Linked DNA regions of Homo sapiens: region 2 is linked to region 1. Evidence: chromatin loops called from intact Hi-C (ENCODE). Cell type or tissue: natural killer cell. All regions are shown on one strand. Region 1 overlaps IL1RL2 (interleukin 1 receptor like 2). Region 2 overlaps IL18R1 (interleukin 18 receptor 1).

Region 1 (8,000 bases):
AGCAGCATTTCTCAGAAGTTCCTGGGTGTATGGGAGGGGACATCCACACACAGAGTTCCCATCTCCCAGAATAATATTACTACTGGAGATGTGTGGCCTCTAACATTCAGACCCAGCAGCCACCACTCCTAAAGCCAGCATCACCCTCTGTAGCTCACTCCAGACCTCATCTGGAACAGCCTCTGTTCTTCAAGGAAACCAGGAAGGAATTTTCCACTTTACACAGCCCCAGATCAATACCAAACAAGCATGTGTTAGAGGGAAGTTTATAAATAAAAAACAGGACCAAGTGCCGAGGAAAGGTCAACCAACCATGACGTGGCAGGAAGTGGTCTGCGTCACTATGGGGTGCTGATGGGTGTGGGGGGCCCTGGGGACTGAGGCTCCCTGAGCACATTCCATATTTTGGCAGGCCAGCTCCTCATGGCATCCCACGGTTTGCCAAGCACTTTTCACATGTATATCTTCATCTTGCTTGGTCCTCCGGGGAAAGACCACACCTTCCCGGTCCCTTTATTTAATGTGACTGGGTCTTTCCCAGGGCCTCTCTCATGAGCCGACTCAGGGTATTTGAGGGGAGATACCAAAGGTAGTGGGTTTTGTGGCTGACTCAGTCATTATGGGAAGGTGAATGTAAAGGTAACCCAGCGACTCAGCACCTGTATTTCACCTCTCTGGTCCAATCTCCGCTCGCAGCCCTACCTCCAGGTCAGTCCCTGGGGATTCCCAGGGGGGTCTCTAATTCCCTCAAGCCAGGGTCTTGGAAAGGAGTGATGAGGGTTTACAGCTAATTCATAGTATTAAAAAACTTTGTGAATCATTAAATTATAAATTGGCCTGTGATGAAGGCACACTGGCTCCTTGGAAACTGACTTCACTTTGCTTGGAGTAGAATTCTGGAGCCCACCCCCAAGGGCTAGGGATAGGACCCCATTGACCTCATATTTGCGCCAAGCCCAGCTGGAGAAACGGGAGAGAATTGAGGGTGGCCTTCAGCGTTCCCATAAACTACCTTTTTGTCCCTTAGCCGTTGAACTCTTAAACCTCCTTTCTTATACAAATTTGGACTTGAGACCATGAGCGGAGCTGTTACCTGCCAACCTGCCTACATGTCAGCGGTGATGCCAGGCTACTTCAATTATTTGTATTCTTGCTGCATTGCATCCCTATTATTTCATTAGGAATTAGTAGAACTTTAAAAAGTTTCTTTGCATCTCGATTTCTCTCTCCAACATGAGAGTCGTTATTCCTCATGGAGGATTCGCTAGTTTAATTAAAACAGGCTGTTTCTCCTATTGCACCCAAGAGGAAAATGGGCATTACTGATCTGTTCCGCACTCTGTCCCCTCACTCGCTGCCGTTCTCTTCTCTGGGCTGGTCTCTGAAGGCTGCCTGCAGTGCTGGAGTGGGCAGGGTGGCTGCGGGCTGGCTGAGGACGCTTCGTCCTTCCTTCTGCGGAGTGCATGTGAGACCAGGCCACGCCAGGAAACCCCCTGAGGGCAGTGGGCACCACCTCTGGCCACTTGACTAACCCCGGGGCAGTAAGATCTGGACCGCAAAGGGTGAGTGGTCACTGGCTCGTGGTTTGGTGAGGATTTGGGGAATACACCCACCCCATTCAGATTTGAGGGCATCTCAGCACCCTTCCCCCTTCCTTCCCAGCCATTTCCCTCTGCAGGATGGAGGCAGCCAGAGGCAGCCACAGTGTGGGGAGAGTGGGAGAGGTACGGGGACGTGTCCTCTCTGAAGGGTGTGCCTGTGAATTTTAGAAAATGGATTCTCTAGCAATTAATTATTTATAAATGAATGACCACACTCACAGGACATCAGTCGAGGCTGTCAGCAAAATAGAAAGCTGACCCGTCAGACGAAAAGGTATTTTCTGGAAACCTCTGACTTCCCGGAGACCAGCACTGTTGGTAAATTCTTTAACTGGAGTTTTATAAGTCAAAAAGCTTCCCTCTTTCCAACATGTGTCACTACTTTCTTTTTATTGAAAAGTATCAAAAATGTAATAGTAGTAATGAATTATAGTAGCCATTTTTTAATGCTGTTATTCTTAAAATGTATTTTATGTCCTACCTCAGAGCAATGGGGAGGCAATGGGAAGGCAATGGGAAGGCAATAGGGAGGCATAGCTTAATGGGCACAGAATTTCAGCTTGAGAGGATGAAACAATTCTGGAATGGATGGTGGTGATGGCCGCACAACAGTGTGAATGTACTTAATGCCACTTAAAAATTGTTAAAATGGTGAATTTTATGTTCATATAGTTTACCGAAATAAAAATTTTAAAAAGCAAATGTTAAATAAAGAGTGGACCAATGTCAAGTCGAGGCCTCCATAGGATGCTAAACAAATGTGTAATGTGAGGTCACCTTGGAACATAAACTCTTCAAAGACAGGAGTGGGTTCCTTAGCACCTGAAAGTCCATCCCACACTGGGTACCACCCATCGCCTGTGAACGAGGGCACAGCACCTCCTAACCCACCCTGCTCCCCATGCCATCCTAAGACCACAGGCCTCCTGACACCCTCTGGCTCCCTCTCTCGCCCCTGCCGGCTGGCTCTCAGGGCTGACTCCCTTCCAGCCCCCACTGACTGCTTACTAAGTCTCAGTGTCAACAACCCACAGCTTCAGAAGGTTGAGCTATGCCTAATTCCCTCAGGCCAGGGTCTTGGAAAAAAGTGATGAGGGTTTACAGCTAATTTTTAGTATTAAAAACCTTTAATCATTAAGTTATAAATTGGCCTGTGACAAGGGCACATTGGCTCATTGGAAACTGACTTTGCCTTGCTTGGACTATAATTCTATCATCTGTGTGCTAATTGCGTCTCTCACAGGCTGCTCAGAATTCTGGTTGACATGTGTCTAAAAGAGAGAGAAAAGGAATTCCTGCTTGCTTTAGTTTGACAGATAAAGCCTCTCAAACATGGAAGGGTGACCAAGAGGCAGTCATGGCCACTCCCGTGGGTCCCCACTGGTCTAGGTGACTTTTAACTTGCTTCTGGAAGCAAAGTGCTAAGGCTGTGTTTGCAGCTCTTTGTCTGCACTGACAGAGTGAGAGAGACGCAGACACAGCAAATGACCCCTGAGCATGGGGCCCTGAAGACACTGGACAGGCGTGGACAAATACTGCTATCCTTGCCAACCCTCTCCTGGTGCTAGACTGCCCTCCTGTGGTCCCCCGACAGCACAGGCTCCCATCTCAGACTCTATGGGTGCCACATCATGGGCAAACTTCCGGGCATGTCCACTGCCATTTCTAAAACCCTCCATGTCCTGTTCTCAAGGGGCCCAAGTGCTGTATCCATCCAGGCCTCAGTGAGTGGGCATGTGTCAATAAGCCCATAGGCTAAAGAGGGCCTTCTGCAGAAGCCGTGTGTTTCCCTGAAGAAGCAGCTCTGATCGAAGCAAACAAATGACAACAAACACAACAGATCCTCTCACTAGTACGCAACTGCCAGCTTCAGAGCAGACGGCCCCGATGAAACGTGTCCTCCTCCAGCTGTGAGCCACCACGCAATGATAGACCCTCCATCAGTGCGTGACAAACCTCGTGTCCTCCCACCCGCTCACCTGCGGTGCGGTAGCAAGGTGTGTGCTGCAGCAGCTGGACCGGAGGAAACGGCCGACACCTTCTGGGCGGCATGTGGTATCTCACTGTCTTCCAAAACTTGGTCTTCATACACTGTGACTGCTCCGTGAAGTCCCCATGCCACCGGATGGCACCATGCTTCTGTTTGATGTACTGAATTGACTCTGGCATGACTGTGTAGTCCTCGATTTTCTCCAGCTCAATGAGAATAACCTTCATCCCGTCCTGGATCAGGGCACTGTAGACCGCGATTTGTTCTTCTGACAGGTTCTTCAACAGGCCAAAGCCCAGCGATTCGGGGACCACAATGACAATCAGCCTCCTGCACAGCTTAACGTTTTCATCGATGACATTGGCCACGGCTGGAAATAAAGAAAGAAGGCTCAGAAGAACTCACAATTAAAACAGCCCGGGTCTTAATGCTAGTGAGAATGTTTGAAACAGGCCAGGAGAAAATTGACTTTTTTTTTTTGAAGTGAAGTCTCACTGTGTTGCCCAGGTTGGAGTGCAGGGATGCAATCTCAGCTCACTGCAACCTCCACCTCCCAGGTTCAAGCGATTCTCCTGCCTCAGCCTCCTAAGTACCTGGGATTACAGACACGTACCACCACGTCCAGCTAATTTTTGCATTTTTAGTAGAAACGGGGTTTTACCACAAGCTGGTGTTGAACTCCTGACCTCAAGTGATCTGCCCACCTCGGCCTCTCAAGGTGCTGGGGTTACAGGTGTGAGCCACCTTGCCTGGCCAAAAATGGACTTTAAAATAAACATGACTTAGTCAGGAATGGATTAATTCAAGTTTTGGGTTTTTTCTTTTTTTTAATATTTGTCACCTCTTCTGTGAAGCCTTTGTGGCTTTCCCTGGAGCCTTGGTCCTCTATAGTCATGAATCATGTTTTGCATGTGGTTTCTTTGTATGTCACTTTCCCTGGCCAACAAGTATCTGATGGTTCCTAACTCTGTATCCCCAGACTAGCTGAAGGTCTGGTGTATATTAGCAGATGAACACGTTTTTAAAAATAGATTTTAAAAGGATAGGAAAATGTAGTTAGCTGAAATGTTGCATTAATCTTGAATCTGTGTTTTCCTTTTGTTCTTTATAGTTATTTAAATGACCAGGATTTATGTGAGTAATTTAGAAACCAAATAACATGCCCTGATGATTGCTTGGGAAAGGGAGGTTTCTCTAAATACCCAGCTCTGCAGATGCTATTCAGTCTACAGTTGCCTCTCATGGGAAATAAGAATAGACTGGAACCTCCCTGAGGACAGGCCCTTCCGCTTGGCTGATTTTCATATTTCTAGTGCCTAGAATACTGTCCATCACATAGAGGTTTTCAGTAAATATTTGTTGAATAAGTGAGTGAATTGGCATTTACTGGTGACTAGAAAAGAATGTTTATTTCAGATTTCAGCCATTTTGCTGTATAGCCTTCCAAGAAGGAGAACAAAGGGACAGGAAAGCACTGTTGTGTGAGTGTCTAAAGTGTGCTGAGCTCCATGCCGGGGACCCCTTCTCAGGTTTTCTCATTCAGTTCTCTCATCTGAGTCAGGGAAGCACCCCATCCCCATTTTACAGATGAGACAACTGAGGTTGAGAGAAGTTAACTGAACTGTCCAAAGCCACCTTCCTATCAAGTGGGAAAAGTACACTAAAACTTCCATTATATTTAGGGAGGGGAGGGGGCAAGTAGGGTCGAGGTTTATAAAATCAGCTTTAAGCACGACCTGATTTACATTGTTCAAACCCATGGAAAACACCCAGCAGTTCATCTCAGGGATGTGAGGCTCAAATGACCACTCGCCACCTTTCAGTCCTTTAGCCACCACTACATCACTGGCCACCTGTTTCTGTGAATGGCTTAACCATATCCTCACTCAAAGTGAGACGCGTGCTGCTGCAAGCAGGAATCTCAGGCACTGCGGGGCAGGGAGGAGCCTAGAGCAGGCAAAGAGCTTGGGCCTAACCTCCTTGGCTGGGGGCTGGGGGCTGACGGGCAGGGGGCGCTGGTCATAGACTCTCTGTGGTTCCATGGGGAAGGCAGGCAGAGTCACCGCCATTAGTAAAGTGGAGGAACAGAGGGGTCGCTTTCCTTCTTTTATTTGTTATTTTTACACCTCACTTAAAACCCACCTTGTCCAGGGAATTCATCTCTGCCGAATATAAACAACTTATATCCACATTGTCTCTCCAACACCTCGGGCAGGATATTCAACACCAGGGCATCCACGGCATGCCTCTGGCTTTCCTTGTGGGGCTTGGGGTATAAGACATAGGCGTCATACAGCTTCCCATCTGAAAAGGAATTGGACAAGCTTGTGGAATTGTTGCTACCAAATTCTCTCATGTTAATAAACCGGAAGCCTGAGCGGCTACCATGGTGTCCTTTGGCCTGGGTTCCATGACTTCTGAGTGCCCAGTTGGCTGACTTGGTGCCAGGGGCTGCCAAGGGACATCATCTCCTCTCACAAATGGACCCCTGAGGGAGGTGGTCTTATCCCCAATGCTCAAGAGTGAAGCTGAGGCTGGGTAGGCTGCATCACATCTGCAATCCCTAACCCTACCCCTACCCCACGTCTTTTGAGTCTAAGTCCACCACTCCCTGTGATGTGGCCAGAAATGAGAATTAAAGGCAGAAGACTCGTCCAGCGCAGTGGTGCATGGCTGTAATAAACAAGCTGAAGCAGGAGGATAGCTTGAGGCCAGGAATTCAAGACTAGCCTCGGCAACATAACAAGACTCTCCAAAGAAAATAATTTTCAAAAAGTTAGCCAGGCATGATAGCTCAGGCCTGAAATCCCAGCTACTCAGGAGGCTGAAATGGGAGCTTAGGAGTTCAAGGATGTGGCCAGGCATGTGGCTCATGCCTGTAATCCCAGCACTTTGGGAGGCCAAAGCAGGTGGATCACCTGAGGTCAGGAGTTCAAGACCAGCCTGGCCAACATGGTGAAACCCTGTCACTACTAAAAATACAAAAAATTAGCCAGACATGGTGGTGGGCACCTGCAATCCCAGCTACTCAGGAGGCTGAGGCAGGAGAATCGCTTGAACCTGGGAGGCGAAGGTTTCAGTGAGCCGAGATCACACCATTGCACTCCAGCCTGGGCAACAAGAGCAAAACTCTGTCTCGGAAAAAAAAAAAAAGAGTTCAAGGATGCAGTGAGCTATGATCACGCCACTGCACTCCAGCCTGGATGACAGAATAAGACCACATCTCTAAAACAAACAAAAAAAGGATCTCTAAAATAAACAAACAAAAAGCAGGAAACTCTAGCCATTTACCCATGTTACCCTCAGCGTGTCCTGTATGACGAAGCACTGTCCTAACTGCACCAGGCAAAACTGGATGACTCCCTCTTGATTCAGGCCCACCAGTGAATTCCATCACTACAAACCCACAGACTCACATCTGTGAAACAAGAGAAAAAGCAATTGAGCAGACTCTAGTAATCTGCAGTGCCGTTGAGAGAAGTCAAACCCAATGGCGCATGTCGTCGTCATCAGTATTTATTGAGCAACCTCAAAAGCAGCCCCTGCATTGGCCAATGAAGAGATGAACAAGACCTCACTGGGCAGACCATCCACATGCACAGAAGTTAAACACAAGACTCTACGAGGCGACGAGAGTCAAACGAACAGAAAAGACAGCAAGAATCAAAAATCCCCATGGTCTGGAGTTCTTGAAAAAAAAAACTCACAATGAACATGGGACCGCTCCTGGATTTTATTTTATTTTATTTTATTTTTTTATTTTATTTTTAGATGGAGTCTCACTCATGTCTCTCAAGCTGGAGTGCAGTGGCGCCATCTTGGCTCACTGCAACCTCCACCTCACAGGTTCAAGCGATTCTCCTGCCTCAGTCTCCTGAGTAGCTGGGATTATAGGCGCCCGCCACCAGGCCCGGCTAATTTTTGTACTTTTAGCAGAGACGGGGTTTCGTTATGTTGGCCAGGCTGGAGCTCCTGGATTTTAAAGGGTGGGAGAGTTGAGGGGAAAAAAGTGAGGGTCTAAGAGTGGATGGTAAACAGTCTTGCAGGGGTGCAGCTTCAGAAGGGCATGGAAGGAGGAATAATTCCCTACTCAGGAATCCTGTGAATGAATAAGGACTTCAGCAGGGCCAGAGGGCTTGAGTGGAAGAAGAGGTAAGTGTGGGCGTCTCATTGGAAAACGCGATTTCGAGCTTTGGGCTGTTTAGAAACTCAGACAGCCTAGTAGGTACTAGAGAGGGGTGGTGTCCTTTTCTATTTCCTTTATATGAGAGTTTGTTGGATGAGCAGACTTGCAGAAAGAGGTGATTTTAAGATTAATAAGGGAAAGGAAAACCTTGTATTCTTCTAGCTTTCGTCCAAATAATAGTAATGAAAATGTGCACAGATCTTGACAGTTTACATAACACCAT
Region 2 (8,000 bases), 130 kb before region 1:
AGACACACACATGCACACGCACACACGCACATATCCTACTGCAGACAATATATTATGGATGTCAGAAAAGCAAATCTTTACAATGTCAGTGATCTTCACTGATGGATAAGTTCAGAGAGTCTTGGCCCAGGATGGGAGGGTGGCTTTGGTTTCAAAAGGTCTATAAACTCCTGATGTTGTTTTCTAAATGTGTGTATATATATATTAGGTTTTGTTTCTCAAGGCAACTTCTTCCAATCCCCTTCTTTTACTGTTGAATAAACCAAAGTCTGGAGTTGCTGCCCTCAGTGTAATTGAATTAGCTCTTTAAATGCCTTACTGACCAAAAGTGAGTGTGAATAGATTTTATAGTTGTTGTTACTCCTGATCAGAAATTAGTGATCAGGACTATCACTAGGCCAGGTGCAGTGGCTCACACCTGTAATCCCAGCACTTTGGGAGGCCAAGGCAGGTGGATCACCTGAGGTCAGGAGTTTGAGACCAGCCTGGCCAATGTGGTGAAACTCCGTCTCTACTAAAACTACAAAAATTAGCTGGGTACGGTAATCCCAGCTACTCGGGAAGCTGAGGCAGGAGGCGGAGGTTGCAGTGAGTGGAGATCGCGCCATTGCACTCCAGCCTGGGTAACAAGAGCGAAATTCCATCTCAAAAAAACAACAACAACAACAACAAAAAAAGGTGATCTGGAATTGGAAAACAATACAGTATTTTTTAAATGAAGATTTTAAAGAGAAAATGTTTCAAATTTCATGTTTGCTTCCACTGCACCTGTGATGTATAGATTTATTTGCTAAATACAGCAGATGCGTGTTTTTAAGTTATCCTCTATGCCTGACACATTTGTGCCCACCTTAGGCTCTTCCAGTTCCCCTTTAGGTCTACAATAGGATAGAAGGAAGAAAAGACTAACACTTACTGAGTTCCAGGTATTAGACTATGTACATGCAAGGGAGATGACTATTTTCCTTAGGCTCAGATGAGAATGCTAAATCTCAGACAGGTTAAACAACTCACTCAGGCCACACACTTGCTACAAGATGGGGCCAGGATACAAATGCACATCTATTTGGCCCCAGAGGCCAGAAGTGCTCTGCACAATTCTACACTTTCACAATCCAATGAATCTGGCCCCTTCACCTTGGGCATGAATTTATAAAAGATTGGCCGTGACTGGAGAATGTGGCAGGCTGTTGTCACAGTTATAGGCAGTGGGTCCATGGCCATGGGACATGATAGAGCTACCTGGCTCTTGAAATGGATTCAGGATCCCATTGGCAGCACCTTCTTCTCAAGTGTGTTTTCGTAATGTCTCCCCAACTTTGACCTCAATGAATTGGAGAGATAGAGATTTCTGGATCTCTATGACTTGTTGCTTAAAAGGAATAGGGTACATGAATATCCCCATTTTTTCAGACTACATTGTTCTCTACCTCTGTAATCCTCAATTCCTAACACTCAACAAATGCTAGAGGACTGATGACACTCCATGTGCAGGACACTGCTCTGGGAACACTGAAACAATCAACAACACACTGCACCTGCCATCCAGGAGCTCCAAGGCTAGGGTTAACACTGAGGCCAACTGACCCAAAGCTGTGACCACACTTTCCTGCTGCAGGCCCAGCCCATCCTGGTTATGAAAACCACTCATTTTTGTCCACAGACACCAGGGGATAAACACCAGCCCCCACTTCTGAGGCTGCTCACCAAGCTGAACTTGCTGCCTGTCAGCCTAGGATTGGTTTATTAGATTTCTGTGTGTACATTTCCCTCTACCTTCATTTCTTCATCTCTATCATTGAAAACTATCCCTTTTGTATCCCCTTCCTTCTTAGTTGATTTCGTTCTTAAAATTTGGTGGGATAAAGTGATTTTCACTGCAGGATTAAATTATCAGTCCTCAGTGGCATTTGATTATTAGCAATGTACTCCTAAAAATTAAAGAATTACTGTTCTAACGGGAAATTTTCAGGTGTAAAGTCTGTTCACTGATAGATCCCACATCAAACTGCAAAGGGTTACACACCTAAGTTAGAACACATATGTGTATACACACACATCTGCAGTAAATACTGCTTACTAATTATGCTATATTTGAATATGTCTGTATCTTCTATGCTCCTGGGTGTCTAAAACAACCTGCTTCCATGTAGAATCCCATTTATTTTCAAGGCCATTGTCAAAGCTGCTTCTCTCCTCAACACTTTACTCTCATAGTGATCAGTCTCCAATATCCACTCTGGGACACCTCATTTTTCTTAGCATCTCCTATCTGCTACCCTGTCTCTCCACACCTCTCTCTGACATCCTGCCTCAATCTCTTGCTTCCATTGTTGCTTCCTAAGCCAGGCTGTATTCTCTACTACCCGTATCAGAAAGATGGCCAATGCCATTTGCTTCTGTTATCTCCAAGTGATGATCATAGATGCCTGGCTGTTCCTCTCAACGTGCTCTCTCAGGCCTGTCCAGAATACTTTATTCCTTTAAATTGTGCCTTCATTCAATCAGGAGTTGGAAGTTTGTGGTGGGGGGGGCGGTGTTTGTTGTTCTTTTTCCTTTACCCCATTTGTGAGTATTCATTCTTCCTTAGCTTGTTATGAAAAATCCCAGTTGTGACCCATTTCTGTAATTATCACTCTTAAAAGGTCATCTAAAGATGTACTGATTTTTATCAAAAGAGTTATTTAATTTTTTTCTGATGCCTGGGAGTTCCTATGTATAAAAACAAACAAAAATGACCTGATTTGGTGCAAAACTACAGAAGTGCTACCAAGGTTTCACAGTGGTAGCTCACTCTGCTCTCAACAGCATGGTTGATAATGATCAGGACTCACTCTAGAAGTGCTTCTAAAAGAAATCTGCTACATATGAAATCTACACACCATCACCTTCAGCTGGCCCTGAGCTATTTCTTACAGGTCAGTCTCAAGTCTCTATAAAACTACCTACATATGTAGGTAGGTACATCTAAAAAGAAACATGTTCGGTAAGTGTGGGTGATGCTTTCAGTTGGCTGTGCTCATTTCATGGAAGTTATGCAACCCAATTTCGAGTATTCTGGCACAATCTAGGGCCACCTCATGAGTAAAATGCAAAGCCCTTCCGTGTTGCCCTCTCTCACTGCCGCCAGCTGTGGGTTGCGATTGGCTGCCAGACACACACTTCCTCCACTAGCACTGCCACCTGGCTCCCAGTGAGCCCCTGCAGACTGGACTAGGGTGTTTCTGCATCAACCCCATCCCTGCTCCCCACCAGGGATGCCACCCAGGAAGCTGACACTGCCCCATTCGCAACACATTAATATTATCGTGAAGTCCGAGCTGCTGATTTCATTTGACTGGGGGCATGTAGACAACAGGAGCAGCTGAATTTTAAAACTGACTTTCATGCAATCGTCACTTGTCATTGGTAAGGATCCCCTAAAAGGAAATCCTATCAAAGTAATCTCCTTTCATTAAGGTCACTAAGAAAATAAGCAGAGAGAGATAAACTTATTCTGTTCCATAACAAAGAATGTATTTCATGTCATAGGAAGAGTAGGAAAGAAAAGGATGTGGTGATTATCTGACCTTTCAGATTACTGCATATTTGAGTTGCTGAACAAAGGACAAGAGGGCTGTGAAATACATTTTGAAAAGAAAGGGTTACTCACTTCATTTGGAAAAAGTAAGATCCTGTGTCATTCAACTCAACTGGCCAAAACTCCAAAACACAATCATGCAAAGCAATTCTCGAGGAACTCCTTGGGTTCAGCTCCACATGTTCCTGTGATCCACTGCTTTTGTACCAGCTTTTGGTGGTTGTTTCAATCTCATGTGCAAGTGAACACGAGCAATGTTTCAGATAGAAAGGTTCCCCTTCAACCACAGTAATGTGGGGACGTGAAGTACAAGATTCTTCAAAAGATTAGTAAAGTAAAATAAATAAAAACAAAAACCAAAATGACAAGGTAACTTTTTTTGGTCTCCTAATGCATTAGGTGAAGAAGCAAGGTTAGCAAGAAAGTCCTGAGAAATCTCGGTGTCAATTTCCTGTGGGTTCTTTATTTTTGCGTCAATCTTTCCAACACTAGAAAGGATAAGGCACTTTCAGAACATAGATGAAAACACAACTTCTGACAGTTTCTCCCCAACAGGAAGGTATCAGAACTTAACCAACCATAGCTAGAAGACTGATAATTGTGTCACCTCTTAGAAGAAAATATTACACATTACAACTTCTTCATAGGGAAAGCCACAGAAGTCACGGTGCTGCCATACCTACCTCAAAATATACCCTGCTGAGGAGTCTCAGTAGAAAAGAAAACAAGAAATCTAGCAACCTTGGCGTTCTTCCTCTGCACCATCAGAAATCTCACTCACCTTGCATTCACCCTGCCTATCTAACATTCCCTGGTAAGTGTGGGGATGGTTAAAAGTGTGCCTATGTAACTTACAGTGTGTGTACATTTATTATTACTGTAGGTCACCATGTGGATAATCAAGAATTCATTAATATAATATCAATCCAAATTTGCATATCTGTCACTTTCCCTCTTTCTCAATTGACCCAGATTCTCTGGCTTTGGAAATATATCTGACCATCATCTACCCAGGATAGGTGCTCGTTCCCCTCTTTCGGCACTTGTGGTACTTCAAGTTCAGCATTAATGGGTCTTTCTCATAATCTACCCTCCAGTGACTCTCGGGTGCACTTTTACCACATTTTGAGAATGAGAGTATTTAAACTGAACGAAACATTTCCCTTAGGACATGGACAGAATGCCTTCTCTATAGTCAGGGTTTGTTTCTCAAAGCAGCAGTCTGGTTTTAACTCAAAATTGTTAACCACAACATAAAGAGGAAGTGATGTGATAGAAGTATTCTGATATGGTTTGGCTGTGTCCCCATCCAAACCTCATCTTGAATTTAATCATGGGGGCAGTCACCCTCATGCTGTTCTCATGATAGTGAGTGAGTTCTCATGAGATCTGATGGTTTTGTAAGGGGCTTTTCCCCCTTTTGTAAGTTTCCTGAGGCCTCCCCAGCCCTGCAGAACTGAGTCCATTAAATCTTTCTCCTTTATATATTACCTGGTCTCAGGTATGCCTTTATTAGCAGTGTGAGAATGGACTAATAAAGTAAATTGGTACCAGAAGTGGGGTGCTACTGTAAAGATACACAAAATGTGGAAGTGACTTTGGAACTGCATACAGGCAGAGGTTGGAACAGTTTGGAGGGCAGTTTGGAACAGTTGGAACAGTTTGAAGAAGATAAGAAAATATGGAAAAGTTTGGAACTTCCTAAAGACTTGTTAAATGGCTTTAACCAAAATGCTGATAATGTTATGGACAATAAAGTCCAGGCTGAGGTGGTCTCAGATGGAGATGAGGAACTTTTGGGGAGCTGGAGCAAAAGTGAATCTTGTTATGTTTAGCAAAGAGATTAGTTGCATTTTGCCCTTGTCCTAGAGATCTATGGAACTTTGAACTTGAGAGACGATTATCTGGAAGAAGAAATTTCTAAAGAGCAAATCATTCAAGAGGTGACAGAGCATAAGAGTTTGGAAAATTCACAGCTTGAGAATGTGGTAGGAGAGAAAAATCCATGTTCGTGGGAATGGGGGGCATGGAATTAAAGCTGGTTGCAGAAATTTGCATAAGAAATGAGGACTCAAATGTTAATTGCCAAGACAAGGGGAAAAATGCCTCTAGGGTATGTCAGAGATCTTCATGAGAGACCCTCCCATCACAGGCCCAGAGGCCTAAGAGGAAAAAATGATTTCCTGGGATGGGCCCAGGGTCCCTTTCTGTGTGCAGCCTAGGGATTTGGTGCCCTGCATCCTACCCCTCCAGCCATTGCTAAAACAGGCCAAGATACCAGGTCAGGCTGTGGCTTCAGAGGGTGCAAGCCCCAAACCTTGGCAGCTTCCACATGGTGTTGAGGCTGCAGGTGCACAAAAGTCAAGAATTGAGGTTTGGGAACCTACGCCTAGGTTTCAGAGGATGTATGGAAATGCTGGATGTCCAGGCAAAAGTTTGCTGCAGGGGTGGAACCCTCATGTAGAATCTTTGCTAGGGTAGTGTGGAAGGGAAATGTGGTGTTGGGGCTCCCATACAGAGTCCCCACTGGAGTACAGCTAGTGGAGTTAAGAGAAGAAAGCCACCATCCTCCAGGCCCCAGGATGATAGATTCACTGACAGCTTGCACCATGCACTTGAAAAAGCCCAGAAACTCAACACCAGCCCATGAAAGAAACCAGGAAGAAAGATGTACCCTGCAAAGCCACAGGAGCATAGCTGCCCAAGGCCATGGGATCCTACCTCTTGCAGCAGCGTGACCTGGATATGAGACATGGAGTTGAAGGAGACTATTTTGGAACTTTAAGGTTTAATGACTGCCCTATTAAATTTAGAACTTGCATGGGGCCAGTAGCCCCTTTGTTTTAGTCAATTTCTCCCATTTGGAAGGGGTGTATTTACTCAATGCCTGTACTCCCATTGTATCTAGGAAGTAACTAAATTGCTCTTGAATTTACTGACTCATAGGAAGGGACCTTCCTTGTCTCAGATGAGACTTTGGACTTGGATTTTAGAGTTAATGCTGGAATGAGTGAAGACTTTGGGGGACTGTTAGAAGGGCATGATTGTGTTTTGAAATGTGAGAGCATGAGATTTGGGAGAGGCCAGGGGTGGAATGATATGATTTGGCTATACCCCAACCCAAATCATCTTGAATTGTAGTTCCCATAAGCCCCATGTGTCATAGGAGGGACCTGGTGGAAGGTAATTTAATCATGGGGGTGATTACCCTCATGCTGTGCTCCTGATAGTGAGTGAGTTCTCATAAGATCTGATGTTTTTATAAGGGGCTTTTCCCCTTTTTGCTCAGCCTTCTCCTTGATGCCACCATGTGAAGAAGGATATGTTTTCTTCCCCTTCCACTATGATTGTAAGCTTCCTGAGGCCTCCCCAGCCATACAGAACTGTGAATCAATAAAGTCTCTTTCCTTTATAAATTACCCAGTCTCAAGTATGCCTTTATTAGCAGCATGAGAATGGACTAATACACATTCTTTGAAAACATGGATGTCGAATCTACCACAAAACACAAGAGTTAAGGAGCACCAACTTCATGTTTTCTGGTTGCAATACAATCTCTATTTTATACTAATACTTCAACATAGAAGGTGTGATACATGTGTATATGTGGGTGTCAGCTTCAATTGACATGCAAAACCCTGGTGAGTCATTAACAGTTCATTTATTTTCCTGTTTTAGAGTTAATATAATAAAATGCATAGGCTATACAATATGTGCTCCTTTATGTCTGGGTTATTTTGACATGATTGTTATAAATGCATTCATGCTGTAGCAGTGATGTGTTCTTTTCTCATTGTAATGTAGTATCTAATCGTGTTACCATTTCGCAATTTATCCATTTTATAAAAGGATGCATGTTGGGGATTTGGTTTATTAAACAAATGTCTGTTGGATATTGGCTTATTTCTAGGTTTTCAGGTTTTCGCTTGTCTTAAAAAGCTTCTATAAACACATATGACTGTGTTTGGATGGACATGTGCTCTCTGGAAGTATTACCATTTGAAGAAACTTAATGTGAATTACACACTCTCCAGAGGTGGGAGGTTGATAATTGAAAGTCCACACCACCCCCCTCCTCAGGCAGCTAGAAGCTTTGGATATCTAATCATGGTTTACCATTAGAGGCTTTGTTGATTACCATAATGCTTGTTGGAAATGGTCCTTGATGGGATAAATAAGTGGAATTCAAGGTTTGTGGAGTTCCAAGTGCCAAAATAGGCACTCCTATTGTTCCATAAACACAGTATAAGAACCCAGCAGTGCCAACAACCAATGCCCTTTGGAATAAAGTCTGTGTTTGAAACTGTCTTGAGTTTGGACAATCATAGCATTTTGTCATTTAAACTCAACTAGGTTCAGTGAATCCTACATGTAGAACATTGTCATGTCTCCCTAGAGTGAAACATTCATGAAAAGTGCT

Evidence for each region. A loop is a pair of places that touch in the nucleus more often than their neighbours do. Peaks named below come from ENCODE experiments on the same cell type or tissue, not always from the same donor. Only the 100,000 strongest peaks of a DNase experiment are listed, where the experiment ranks them.
Region 2: a loop joins it to region 1, with 8 times the contacts of the local background. A loop is called at or near these places in 16 of 110 quality-filtered maps.

The regions. Positions count from the first base shown.
Region 1 is chr2:102,230,858-102,238,857 of GRCh38, reverse strand. It overlaps IL1RL2 (interleukin 1 receptor like 2), which reads right to left. Exons shown (of 12, transcript NM_003854.4): 10 at 5,734-5,895; 11 at 3,581-3,961. Among named protein-coding and RNA genes, the nearest start is that of IL1RL2, 48 kb to the right of the region's middle. RefSeq lists enhancers at 1-1,143, 3,015-3,515, 3,516-4,016. In natural killer cell, no CTCF peak of the experiment used is centred here; DNase peaks (open chromatin) are centred at 3,187 and 4,498; H3K27me3 peaks cover 1,130 bases.
Region 2 is chr2:102,363,721-102,371,720 of GRCh38, reverse strand. IL18R1 (interleukin 18 receptor 1) reads right to left here. Exons shown (of 11, transcript NM_003855.5): 3 at 3,653-3,896. Among named protein-coding and RNA genes, the nearest start is that of IL18R1, 12 kb to the right of the region's middle. RefSeq lists an enhancer at 3,927-3,976. In natural killer cell, no CTCF peak of the experiment used is centred here; DNase peaks (open chromatin) are centred at 2,820, 3,090, 4,130 and 4,770; H3K4me3 peaks cover 917 bases; H3K27ac peaks cover 4,258 bases.